Linked DNA regions of Homo sapiens: region 2 is linked to region 1. The links are chromatin loops, found by intact Hi-C in ENCODE. Cell type or tissue: Caco-2. All regions are shown on one strand. Links, peaks and the distances in the headings refer to the core of each region. The heading gives the core; the rest is flanking DNA. Region 1 overlaps BCAS1 (brain enriched myelin associated protein 1). Region 2 holds the start of ZNF217-AS1 (ZNF217 antisense RNA 1).

Region 1 (6,977 bases), core at 1,431-6,430:
CATTTCTGGTGAGACCACTCTTTCTGGCTAGCCAACAGCTGCCTTCTTGCTGTGTCCTCACACGGTTGAGAGAGAGACAGAGAGAGCTCTTTGGTGTCTCTTTTTATAATGACACTAATTCTATCAGATCAAGGTCCACCCTTCTGATTTCATTTAGCCTTGATTCCTTAGAGGCCACATTTCCAAATGCAGTCATATTGCACGTTAGGGCTTCAACACGAATCCAACACGAATTTTGGAAGGACACATTTCAATCCATAGCATGATCTTAAGTGAGGAGTTTAAGTTCCCTGGGCTCAGGTTCTGCATCTGTAAAATGGGGACAATAAAAATACCTGCCTCGGCCGGGCCCGGTGGCTCACGCCTGTAATCCCAGCACTTTGGGAGGCCAAGGCGGGCGGATCACGAGGTCAGGAGATCGAGACCATCCTGGCTAACACGGGGAAACCCCGTCTCTACCAAAAATACAAAAAATTAGCCGGGCGTGGTGGCAGGCGCCTGTAGTCCCAGCTACTCGGGAGACTGAGGCAGGAGAATGGTGTGAACCCGGGAGACGGAGCTTGCAGTGAGCCGAAATGGCGCCACTGCACTCCAGCCTGGGCGACAGAGCCAGACTTCGCCTCAAAAAAAAAAAAAGAAAAAAAATACCTGCCTCATCGGGTTCTGATAAGGAAGCTGTGAGTTAACACAGAGAAGCATTCAGAGCAATGGCTGGCATAAGGTAGGCGCTACAAAAATATTAGGTATTACTACTGCTAATGTATGGTCCATTTTATTTACTGCTTATACTAACAGCTTATCTCTATTCCTCAGCTGCTGTGCACCAGCCACCCAGTTATACAACACATGGGCCACACCCTTCTAATCTTCACAGGAGCTCCACGCAAGGAATCTATTATGGTCCTTCCCTCCACCCCTCACTTCTCAGACACGGAGCCAGGGCTTATGCATATGGCCAGGGTGAGCCAGAGGGGAGCCCAGGCAGAGGGCTTGCGCTATTTCACCACCACAGACGAATTTACTCACGTGCTTTTCAGAAATGCAGATCCCTAGGTGACACCTGGCTACAAACACGAGGAGAACATCCCCAAGTCCAGGCACTAGAGCAGGGCCCCTCAATATCAGCACTAGCGACCCTCAGCAAAGCAGACAATTCTTCGCTGGGGGAAGGGGGCGGTCCTTGGCATTGCAGGGTATGTAGCAGCGTCCCCAGCCTCTACCCACCGGATACCAGTGCACGCCCCCCAAAGCTGAACCGTGACTATCAAAACTGCATGCAGGCATTTCCAAATGCCCCTTCGGGGCCAAAATCGCTCCTGACTCCAGAAACGCTGTGCTCCACTTATTGTGAGGGAGAAACAAAGAACAGCATATTTCCAAGGAGAAAACGTTTAGCAAAGCAATGTAAGTCATCGAGGAATAGGACAAGATATCCAAAATATGAAATATAGATATATAGTCCTGGAAAATTGGTACCAAAATAAAATACCCTAAACATTGTAAATATGTTATATATATAGTGTGTGTGAGATAGATAGATAAAGTAGATGATAGATAGATAGATAGATAGATAGATAGATAGATAGATAGATAGATAGATGATAGATAGATACTCATCATAAAGTTGAAATATTGTCAGTCGAACCATCATGAGTTGAGTTTGGGACATCTATATCACTAATAGCTACTAGGTGCTCGCCCTGCCAGGCACTTTCCCATCACATTTACCCCTTCGCACGGTACCACGATGTATCAGGACATGCCACTCAACCTCTCTGTGCTCCGGCTTCTCATAAGACAACTGGGAAAATAAAAGTACCTAACTCAGAGAGTTGTTGGGAGGACCAAGAGAGGCAAATATATGCAAATCAGAACTGCTCAGCACAGAGAAAACACTCTAAATGTGTTTATTATTGCCACCATTATGAATACTGTCATTTTCCACAAGAAAGATACTTTCAGAAGGGTCAAGTGCTTTGCCCAAAGCCTCACGATCGTGGGATTTTACGGATGCCTGTCTCACTCCAGATCTCTTGTTCTCAAGAGGAGAGAGGGGAACCCCAGAGATGCAGGAGAGCGAGACTGCGGAGGGCAGCCTCCACCCACCTCCGGTGGGGCATCTGGGCTTGCTTCTGAATAACCAGCTGGAAAGCCTGCCCTGCCCGCCAGTTCTGGGGGAAGGGAAGCTGGAGGCCCAGGACAGTTCTCTTGATTTGCAAGCTCACGAAACAGTGCGTCAGCAAAGCAGTGCCCCTAGAAGGGTTGTGAGTGTATTCAGGTGCCTGGGTGATGGTGGTCTGTGGACTCCGAAGCCTGAGCTATTCCTCCGTCTGAGAATCCGTGGGTTTGGTTGTCTAGGTCAGGGTAGGCAGCAGCCAGGAGAGTTCTGACCCCAGGAGACACTCACTCACTCACCCCAGAAATATCCAAAACAGGGGCTCTCAGCCATGGAAATCACCTAGAGATCTTGAAAGTACCCCGATGCCCAGCCCCACCCCAGAGAATCTGCTGTCATCAGTTTGGCAGGGGCCTGGGCATGGGGATCTCAGAACTCTGTGGGAGGTTCTCACATGCAGCCCAGTCTGGGCATGGGCCCCCATAACACAGGCAGGAGGCGGGGAAGTGAAGGGGCTTTCTCATCTGAACCTCCACAATCAACCCCCAGTGGCAAAGTGCCAAACCCTCAAACACAAGTCTAATTTCAAAAACAACACCCCTCCACCCACCATAGCTTCGTATGTTTAATGTAAAATAAGGTCATAAAGACAAAACACTCATATAATCAGTTCATGAAAGAAAGGGCATTTTAACACCCCATTCAAACTTTTTCTTTTTCAAAAATGAAAGTTAGCTCTTTCAATTGTACGTTTATCATGAAAAACTCTATCTGATTTATTTTTCTCCTTTTTGAGAAATGGGAGAAAACTATTACAGACAAGAATTACTGTCTGAACTGCCTTGAGCCTCAGTTTTCCCATCTATTAAACGGGGATTTAAAAAAAAGTCTCCACCCAAGTCATTCTGGTTTGCCCAGGGTTTTCCAATTTTAACATAAGAGTCCTGTGTCCTAGAGCATCCTCACTCCTGGAAAAAGCTTGAAGATGGTCACCATCACACTATTTTCTATAGGTGTCTGATCATGAGAATCACTGGGGCATTTGCTAAAAATACAAATTCCAGGGCCCCAAATTGACTTTTCGGTGAGAGGATCACAGGAATCAGAAATGTTGCTGGATTCCTCGGTAGAGTCTCACTACCGGGCACCTGTGGGAGAAACTGGCTTCAAAGAGCAAGGATCATACCCGTGAGAGTCCTACTCATGCTAACTCTTGTGCAGTCCTCTTTATGTGCCAGGCCCTGTTCAGGGCACTTTGCTTATATTCACTGGTTTGACTCCATACCAGCCCCTTGAGATGGAGGCTATAATTATCCCCATTTTTACAGATGAGGAAACTGAGGCCCAGCGAGGCTCAGTGATGCTCAGGGATTCCAAACTCCAGAGCCCACATTCCTATCCTATGTGCTACACTGATGTCTACATAGAGCTTCAGCACTGGGCTGGCATACGGCAAGCTCTCCATACAAGTCATATATGGTTATCATTATTACGAGTTCCAGGACCTTTGGGGCACTGAAGGAGTTGCCATCTTCTTGCCAACTGTGAACAGAAGGCTTCATTGCAAAACATCAAAATGCTTCTTTCAGCCTTCCCAGTTGTTTGGACCTAGTCCTGTAGGCTGAATTCATTTCTGCTAATATTGACATCAGCCAATAGATGGCAGTAACCTTTTGCTTTTGTCCCACCCAGATGAATCCTGTTCTTTAAAAGGTTGATGGACAGGCAGGAGCAATTTCACGACACATGCATTATATCTGCTGGTGGAGAGTGACAATATCTGAATCCAGGTTATCACTGAAAAAGACACGCCATTAGATTTTCCTTCTTTCAGGGCCCTTCACCTTGAAGTGGCCGAGAGGCTACTTAGGGTGTGCAATGATCAGAATAATGTAACCCCAACTCTGTGGGAAGAAAAATCTTCTCTCCTACTTCTGTACACCATGCGTCTTCCAGCACCAAGGTTTTTCATAACCTCAAGTGTTGATTCAAAGTAGCTTTGTTAGGATTGAATTTACATTAAATAGTAAGAGCTTTAAAATAAAGCTTGTAATCCTACTGTTAAAATAATTTTAAAACTTGTTAAAAGCTGAATTTAGATAGAGATACTTTGTGTGTATATATTCTTGCATGTGTATATATGAACGTATGTGTTTGCGCGTATCCTTGACTGAGACATTTAACCTGCGTGCCTCAGTTTCCACACCAGCAAAATTGAAATAATAATACCTCTGTCTTGTTGAATTGCTGCAAAGAGCAAATTAGTTTTACTGCAAATAAAGCTCCTAGAAGTTTCTCAACAGATGGTAAGCACTCACCAAATGTTGTTATTGTTATTACTCTATCATTTCTATGATTTTTTAGAGTTGTTGTCATTGTTTTTATACACAGTAGGCTCAAATCCTGGTAAACTTTCTGTAAAGAGCCAGATAGTAAATATCTTAGGCTTTGCAGGCCATAGGTGTCTGTTGCAACTACTCAGTTCTGCCATTATAGCATGAAAGCCATCATAGACAATATATAAATAAAAGGGCATGACTATCTTCCAGCAAAACTTTATTTATGGATGCCAAAATTTGACTTTCATATAATTTTCATGTGTCACATTCTATGATTCTTCTAATTTTTTTCCAACCATTTATAAATTTAAAACTCATTTTTAGCTCACTGGCCTACTAAAACAGGCAGTGAGCTGAATCCAGCCACCGCTGTTCTTTGCCAACCCTGGTCTTGAGGATTCAATATTATATTATTCATAATGTCCCATTAACAGACAGAAGCGATGATCTGATGCAAGTGTGTGAGTCACGGATTTTATAAATAGAAAATAGCACAAAACAACAAGTGTCCTACATGTTTTAACAGTGCTCAGCTTTATTATGTGGTATGATCAGAAGACATACAAAATCCCCAGATTTGGTTATGTATTAAATTCCTGCAAGAGAACACATGGTGAGATCCATGACCCTTTTTTTGGCCTCCTCAATATCTAATTGCTCAATGCGTCTACTACCAGGGAATAAAAACTCACACCAATGGCGAGAGATCCACAAGAATCCCTGGTGACTCATTGACTCCTTTCAGCCAGAAATCAAAAGTCCTAATTTTTATTCCGAGAGCCACTAGAGCAGATAAGCCAGAAGCTAGGTCTTTGGAGATGGGCTACATTGGAATTACATGTGCAAAAGAACTTTAGGTGGCAAGACAGCAGGCCTTTGGAGTGGCTGCAAGAGTCCTTGTGTAGGGATCAGATATACTAGGAGTCAATTCCTCACTGGATGTTTGCCCTTGGTGGGTCTTGGAGGTTCCATTCCTCCTTTTTAAGGGAAGCTAGTAATATGCAGAACATTCCGGTGGTTAGGAGCACAGCCAGACTGTGTTTGAATCTTGCTCATTAACTGGGTGACCTTTGGAAAATGATTTAACCCCCTCGAGTTTCGGCTACCTCATATGAAGAATGAAATCATGATACCTCTATCTCACAGGAGTGCTATAGGACTACATGAGACAATACAGGTGAAGCACTCCAAAATTAGAGCTTGGAATTGAGAACATGCTAAGTAATGATTTGCTATTATCATCATTATTATTATATATCATACATTATTATAACGAAGCTCTTCAGAGGTTTGGTGATGATGTGGTCATGTACCTAGGTCTGTGCCTCATATGTGAGAGATGCTATCAATCGTTATTCCCTCCATTGACTAACAATAATTAAGCTCCCAGTAAATGCAAACACACTGCTAAGATTAGGAGATACAAAATTGGGTGAAGGTAGACACTGCCTTTGACGTCAGGGTGCTTACAATTTCTTGTGGAAGGGAGACATAAATTAAATATTCAACTTTGCCCTTCACCTATGGGACAATAACCACATTAACAGTCATTTCAGAACCATCCTACCCAGCAGTGCCACAACCTGCCATCTCCCATATGATCCCATCTCACGTAATGTTATTAATTACTTTTATTCGACCAGGCGCAGTGGCTCATGCCTGTAATCCCAACACTTTGGGAGGCCAAGGCGGGTGGATCACATGAGGCCAGGCACTCGAGACCAGTCTGGCCAACATGGTGAAAACCCATCTCTACTAAAAATACAAAAAAAAAAAAAAATAGTCTGGTGTTGTGCCACGCACCTGTTATCCCAGCTACTCAGGAGGCTGAGGCAGGAGAATTGCTTAAACCCAGAAGGCGGAGGTTGCAGTGAGCCGAGATTGCACCACTGCACTCCATCCTGGGCAACAGAGAGAGACTCCGTCTCAAAAAAAAATTACTTTTATTCATAACTTAGAACCCTATGCATTTTTGTTTAATAAGCAGATATGTTTTGCTTAACATGAGCTAGACATTGTTCTAACCACGTCACAAGCATTAACTCATTGGGTCCTTATAGCAGTCTTATGAGGCACAGAGAGGCTAATTAACTCTCCCAAGGACACACAGCTACAAGGGGCAGAGAGAGGATTCATGCCCAGGCAGTCTTGCTCTAGAGTCTGTGGTCATAACCACTGTGCCATGCTGCCTTGAACTATCAGAAACAACCTCGTTTGTGGATTTATTGTTCCTATGTTAACTCTCTCCCTGTGCACCATACTTCAGCTCCATGAAGTCAGAGGGCCTTGCCTGTTTAATTTACAGCTGTAACCCTAGTGCCCAGCCCAGCAACAGGTGCAGAGCTGTGCTCAATAGACACAGTCATACACTGCATAATGATACCTTAGTCAATGATGGACCACATATACTTAGTGGTCACATGACATTATAATACTATGTATTTACTGGACTTTTTCTGTTTCGATATGTTTAGGTACACAAATACTTCCCAGTGTGTCACAATTTCCCAGAGTGTTCAATG
Region 2 (6,977 bases), core at 1,218-6,217, 510 kb after region 1:
CAGCCACTCTGGAGGCTGAGGCAGGAGAATTTCTTAAACCCGGGAGGCAGAGGCTACAGTGAGCTGAGATCATGCCATTGCACTCCAGCCTGGGCAACAAGAGTGAACCTCTGTCTCAAAAAAAAAAAAAAGAGTGAAACCCTCTAGTGACTCTTACTGATTTTTGCTGATCCTTAATATAAAGCAAGTAGTCATAAGTCGTAACCAGCCCAATGGCCTCCTTTCATCTACGATACAAAAGACACCTGGAGTTGAGAAGCTGAAAGACCTTGAGAAGTAGCATTTGGTCTGTTTGGACTTTAGCTGACACAGTGAGGTCTTATTTTCTGCAAATCTGAATTGTGCAAATCTGAAGTTGTGAATTAGAGGCTTGTTAGAGTTCCACAGTATGTACCAAATTTGCAATAATGTGAATTCCACATTAGAAAGGCTCTAAAAATCTTATTTCAGGGTGGCCTGGTCCCCTCCTTGTTGAAATTAGACTTGCATCTTGTGGGTTCAAACAATGATGGGCTTTGAGTTTTCTTTTTTTTTTTTTGAGACTGAGTTTCATTCTGTCACCCAGGCTGGAGTGCAGTGGCGTGATCTTGGCTCACTGCAACCTCCGCCTCCCGGGTTCAAGAGATTCTCCTGTCTCAGCTTCCCGAGCAGCTGAGATCACAGGCATGTGCCACCACGCCTGGCTAATTTTTGTATTTTTAGTAGAGATGGGGTTTCACCATGTTGGCCAGGCTGGTTTCAGACTCCTGACCTCAAGTGATGCCCGACAAAATGAGACTCCATCTCAAAAAAAAAAAAAACAACAAAAAAAACTTCTATTCATTTTTCAGATCTCAGCTGGCTGTTCTTTCTTAGCTGTGGCTGCCCCCACATGTAGGGCCTCCTCTCCTGCCTGATCCCGAAGCACTCCCACTTTCCTGTTACTTGCAGGGCTGTGAGCATCAGTTTATTTGCCCTCAGCCCTTGGCACACCACAAACTCCTGGAGGTCAAGGATGACTTCGGTTTGGTTCATAGTTCATAACTCTCTGCCAAGCACATGACATTCTGCCCAGTACATCGTAGGAGCTGGAGAAATAGCGTAGTAAATAAAATTATGTAAATTAAACTTAATTAAAATATTCATTTTTAGAAAAACAAAAACAAGGCTGATAGGCCATTGGTGAAATTGACAAAAATGAACTAAAATTTGCCTAATAAATAAAATAGAACACGTTATTCAAAAACATTTGAAGGCTGGGTGTGGTGGCTCACGCCTGTAATCCCAGCACTTTGGGAGGCTAAGGCGGGCAGATCACGAGGTCAAGAGATCGAGACCATCGTGGCCAACATGGTGAAACCCTGTCTCTACTAAAAATACAAAAATTAGCTGGGTATAGTGGCAGGTGCCTGTAGTCCCAGCTACTCAGGAGGTGGAGGCAGGAGAATCACTTGAAACCGGGAGGCGGAGGTTGCAGTGAGACGAGATCACGCCACTGTACTCCAGCCTGGCGACAAAGCAAGACTCTGTCAAAAAAAAAAAAAAAAAAAAAAAAGAGCTTTTGAAGAACATGAATAGCTAAACCTACCCTACTGTATAAAGAATGTTGGAGGCTGGGCGCAGTGGCTCATGCCTGTAATCCCAGCACTTTGGGTGTTCGAGGCAGGCGGATTGCCTGAGGTGAGGAGTTCGAGACCAGGCTGACCAACATGCTAAAACCCCGTCTCTACTAAAAATACAAAAATTAGCCAGGCATGGTGGCGGGTGCCTGTAATCCCAGCTACTCAGGAGGCTGAGGCAGGAGAATCGCTTCAACCTCGGAGGTGGAGGTTGCAGTGAGCTGAGACTGGGCCATTGCACTCCAGCCTGGGCAACAAGAGCGAAACTACGTCTGAAAAAAATAAAAAAAGTTGGAATTTTGATTGGAAAAAGTAACACTTCATAAGGGAACGTTTTAGTTTGTATTGATTTCAATTTTGCCAACTTTCTAGCATGTTCAGGATTCTTCCAGCAGCTTCTCAGACAGCATATCAGCTTCGGTTAGCTACTATTCAGACAATTGCATTTCATAATCAGCAATCAAAATTGTACTTTTCTGTTAAAGCTGTTAAAATATTCTTGCTTTTAAAAAAGCTGTTAAAAACACAATTGGAAAAGTCAGTGAAATGATCATTTGATATTTGATTATTCAGTGAATTAGTTTTAGGCAAATCGGACTGGCAGGCTGCAGAGGTGGCAACAGGCCAGAGGTCATTAGAGGACCAGGAAGCCACAGGAAGGTCACCTCGGCTACATTTTATAGCTCACAAAATGTTTTTACACACACACTACCCACTCCCCCCCCTCCACTGCCCCCATCACCCCGAGATGGAGTCTGTCGCCTAGGCTGGAGTGCAGTGGCACAATCTCGGCTCACTGCAACCTCTGCCTCCCGGGTTCAAGCAATTCTCCTGTCTCAGCTTCCCAAGTAGCTGGGATTACAGGCACCCGCCACCATGCCTGGCTAATTTTTGTATTTTTAGTAGAGACGGGGTTTCACCATGTTGGCCAGGCTGGTATTGAACTCCTGACCTTGTGATCCTCCTGCCTCAGCCTCCCAAAGTGCTGGGATTATAGGCGTGAGCCACTGCACACAGCCTATACACACACTTTTTTAAAAAAACTTTTTTATTTTGGGATTTTTTTTTTTTTAAGTTTTAGTCTTGCTCTGTCACCCAGGCTGGAGTGCAGTGGTGTGATCTTGGCTCACTGCAACCTCCGCCTCCCAGGTTCAAGCCATTCTCATGCCTCAGCCTCCCAAGTAGATGGGACTACAGGCGCCACCACACCTGGCTAAGTTTTGCACTTTTAGTAGAGACAGGGTTTCACCATGTTGGCTGGGCTTGTGTCGAATCCCTGACCTTAAGTGATCCTCCTGCCCTTGGCCTCCCAAAGTGCTGGGATTACAGGCTTGAGCCACCTCGCCCAGCCTGGAATAATTTTATATTCACAGAACAGTTGTAAAGAGATTGCAGAGAGTTCCTGAATTCGAACCCAAGTTCCAACCCTGCACCCAGCTGGCCCTAGTGCTACCATCTTACATAAGCACAATGCATCTGTCAACACTAAGAAATTAACACTGGTATGTTACTTTATTTAGAATTCCCTAGTTTTCCCATTAGTGGTGGGATTTTTTTTCTGTCCCAGGATCCTACCTTGCATTCAGTCATCATGCCTCTTGTAGTCTTCTCTCGTCTGTGACCATTTCTTAGATTTTCCTTGTTTTTCATTCCGTGGACAGTGTTGGGAAGGACTCGGTGTTTTGTAGAATGTCTGCTGATCTGGGTTTGTCTGATGTTTTCTCATGATTGTCTGGGATTACGGGTTTTGTGGAGTATAATGCAGAGGTAAAGTGCCTTGTCATCTCATCATATCATGGGAGGCGGGGGTAGTATTGTGGGAGGCAGGGGTATGTGAGAGCCGCCTGGCAAATCTTGCCTCTACCAGGGTGCTTAATGTTGTCACATGTTTGATTATCATAACCTGTAAAATAACTGGAAAAGTTAAGATTCTATTTTATCATTTCAATGATTTTTTTTTTTTTTAATTTTGAGATGGAGTCTCGCTCTGTCGCCTAGGCTGGAGTGCAGTGGCGCAATCTCAGCTCACTACAACCTCTGCCTCCCGGGTTCAAGCAATTCTCCTGCCTCAGCCTCCTGAGTAGCTGGGATTACAAGTGTGCACCACCATGCCTGGGTAATTTTTGTATTTTTAGTAGAGACGGAGTTTCACCATGTTGGCCAGGCTGGTCTTGAACTCCTGGCCTCAAGTGATCCGCCTGCCTGGGCCTCTCAAAGTGCTGGGATTACAGGAGTGAGCCACCACGCCAGCCTCAACAGATAATATTTTAGTGAGCAGTCATATATGCAGGCGTTGCTTAAATTGAAGTCATTCAGTATTAATGAGGAAGGTCAGATGAGATCCTGTACTTAAGGAGCTGGGAAACTGAGGATTCGAGAGTCTAAACAGCTTTACCCAATGTGGTCCAGGTTGTAGGTGGCAGAGCCAAAATTCAAACGCGTGTCTCACTTCAAAGGCTCTGTGTGTGTTTGTGTGTGTGTGTGTGTGTGTGTGTGTGTGTGTTTGCTTTTGCTCCATTGATTCCAAATAACAAAACAAAACCAAACAAAAACTTTGCTACAAAACCCTCACTCTGATCCTGATGCTATCTTAATTGTGATAAATGTGTTGTTTAATCTTCACAACAAACTCATGGAAAGGAACTATATGTAATCCCAGAGCTTTGGGAGGCCGAAGCGGGAGAACTGCTTGAGCCCAGGAGTTTGAGACCAGCCTGGAAAACGTAGTGAGACCTCATCTCTACAAAAAGTTTAAAAATTAACCAGGTCTGGTGGCATGTGCCTGTAGTCTCAGCTACTCTGGAGGCTGAGGTGGGAGGATTGCTTGAGCCCAGGAGTTCAAGGTTGCAGTGAGCTGTGATCGCACCACTGCATTCCAGCCTGGCCAACGGCATGAGATCCCTGTCTCAAACAAAACTAAACAAAACCAAAAGAAAAGGAACTACATATCCTTCCTTTTTCAGGTGAGGAAACTGAGCCTTTGAGTGGTTAAGGAACATGTTCAAGGTTATAAAGCTGGCGCATGGGCTGGGCGCAGTGGCTCATGCCTGTAATCCTAGCACTTTGGGAGGCCGAGGTGAGCAGATCACCTGAGGTTTCTACTAAAAATACAAAATTAGCCAGGTGTGGTGGTGCATGCCTGTAATCCCAGCTGCTCGGGAGGCTGAGGCAGGAGAATTGCTTGAACCCGGGAGACGGAGGTTGCAGTGAGCCAAGATTGCTGCATTGCACTCCAGCCTGGGCGATAAGAGAGAAACTCCATGACACACACACACACACACACACACACACACACACACACACAAAAGCTGGCACATGGCTGAGTTGGGACTGGAAACAGACTGCTGGGCTCGAGGGCCTGAGTTTTCTTCATCAGAACATCACACACATTTAAAAATGTTTTGAAAATGTATATGTTTATTTATATTGAGGTAAAATTTACAAAACATAAAATATACCACATTATGCAAAGCTGGAGGCCAATAAACAAAATATATGTAAAAAGAAGAAAAAAATTCAAAAAGAAAAACTATATTAAAGTGTACAATTCAATAGCTGTTAGTACACTGACAACGTTGTGCAACCACCACCTCTATTATCAAGTTTCAAAATATTTCCATTGTCTCAAAAGGAAGCCCAGTTAGGCCACCACCCGCCATCCTTCCCTCCCCTAGCCTCTGGCAACCACTAATCTAGCTTCTGTCTGTATGGATTTACCTATTCTGGGCATTCCATATGACTGGAATTATGTGGTTTTTGTGTCTGGTTTCTTGCCCTTAGTGTAACTTTTTTTTTTTTTTTCGAGACAGGGTCTTGCTCTGTCACCCAGGCTGGAGGGCAGTGGCGCAATCGCAGCTCACTGCAGCTCCGACCTCCTGGGCTCAGGTGATCCTCCTGCCTGCCTCAGCCTCCTGAGTAGCTGGGGCCCCAGGTGTTCAGCACAATACTCGGGTAATTTTTTTTATTTTTATTTTTTGAGGAGACAAGAAGGTCTTACTATGTTGCTCAGGCTGGTCGGGAACTCCTGGGGTCAAGTGATCCTCCCACCTAGGCCTCCCAAAGTTGGGATTACAGACGTGAGCCACTGAGCCCAGCTGGGACTTAGCATAATGTTTTTGAGGCTTACTCATGGTGGAGCATGGATCAGTGTTTCATGCCTTTTTATAGCTGAATAATATTCCGTGATGTGGATAGACCAACATATGGTTTGGATCTGTGTCCCCACCCAAATATCATGTTCACTTGTAATCCTCCGTGTTGGAGGTGGGGCCTGGTGGGAGGTGACAGGATCATGGGGGTGGATCCTCATGAATGGTTTAGCACCATCTTCTTGTGTTGTTCTCATGATAGTGAGTTCTCATGAGATATAGTTGTTTAAGAGTGTGTAGCACCCCCACCCAACTCTTGCTCCTGCTCCCGCCATTTGAGACGCTTCTCTCCCGCTTTGCTTTCTACCATGGTTGTAGGTTTCCTGAGGCCTCCCTGGAAGTAGAAGCTGCTATGCTTCCTGTACAGCCTGCAGAACCGTGAGTCAATAAACCTCTCTTCTTTATAAATTACCCAGTCTCAGTCTCAGGTATTTCTTTCTTTCTTTTTTTTTTTCTGAGACGGAGTCTCACTCTGTCCCCAGGCTGGAGTTCAGTGGCACCATCTCGGCTCACTGCAACCTCCGCCTCCCAGGTTCACACGATTCTTCTGCTTCAGCTTCCTAAGTAGCTGGGATTACAGGCGCCCGCCACCATGCCTGGCTAATTTTTGTATTTTTAGTAGAGACGGGGTTTCACTGTGTTGGTCAGGCTGGTCTCGGACTCCTGACCTCGTGATCCGCCCACCTTGGCCTCCCAGAGTGTTGGGATTACAGGCGTGAGCCACCGCGCCTGGCCAGGTATTTCTTTATAGTAATGTAAGAACAGCCTAATGCAGGCCACATTTTGTTTATCCATTCATCAGTACGGACATTGGATGGTCTTCATCTTTTGGCTATTGTGAGTAATGCTGCTGTGAACATTGCTGGACAAGTTTTTGTCTGAATGTCCTTTTTAAGTTCTTTGAGTGTATAACTAGGAGTGGAACTGCTTGCTCACGTGGGTCACCCTGCTCCTTTTTTCTTTTACTTTGCAATATTAAGACCCCATATTAGTGTGATACTCTTTCCTAGACTTTTAGTCTAAATAATAGTACTTGCTTTGTTTGTTTGTTTTTTTTTAAAGATGGTCTTGCTCTGTTGCACAGGCTGGAGTGTAGTGTCCCAATCGTAGCTCACTGAAACCTCAAACTTCCAGACTCAAGGGATCCTCCTATCTCAGCCCTCTGAGTAGCTGGGATTATAGGCACGTGCCACCATACCCAGCTAATTTTTGAATTTCTTTGTAGGAACAA

What was found. Peaks named below come from ENCODE experiments on the same cell type or tissue, not always from the same donor. Only the 100,000 strongest peaks of a DNase experiment are listed, where the experiment ranks them.
Region 2: a loop joins it to region 1, with 4 times the contacts of the local background. A loop is called at or near these places in 5 of 110 quality-filtered maps.

Annotation. Positions count from the first base shown.
Region 1 is chr20:54,059,737-54,066,713 of GRCh38, reverse strand. All of the region lies in intron 1 of BCAS1 (brain enriched myelin associated protein 1), which reads left to right. Among named protein-coding and RNA genes, the nearest start is that of MIR4756, 5.3 kb to the left of the region's middle. In Caco-2, for the core only: a CTCF peak has its summit at 3,769 (motif pointing right); a DNase peak (open chromatin) is centred at 2,202.
Region 2 is chr20:53,549,284-53,556,260 of GRCh38, reverse strand. ZNF217-AS1 (ZNF217 antisense RNA 1) reads right to left here and starts at 3,491. Exons shown (of 6, transcript NR_110051.1): 1 at 3,174-3,491. In Caco-2, for the core only: no CTCF peak of the experiment used is centred there; no DNase peak of the experiment used is centred there.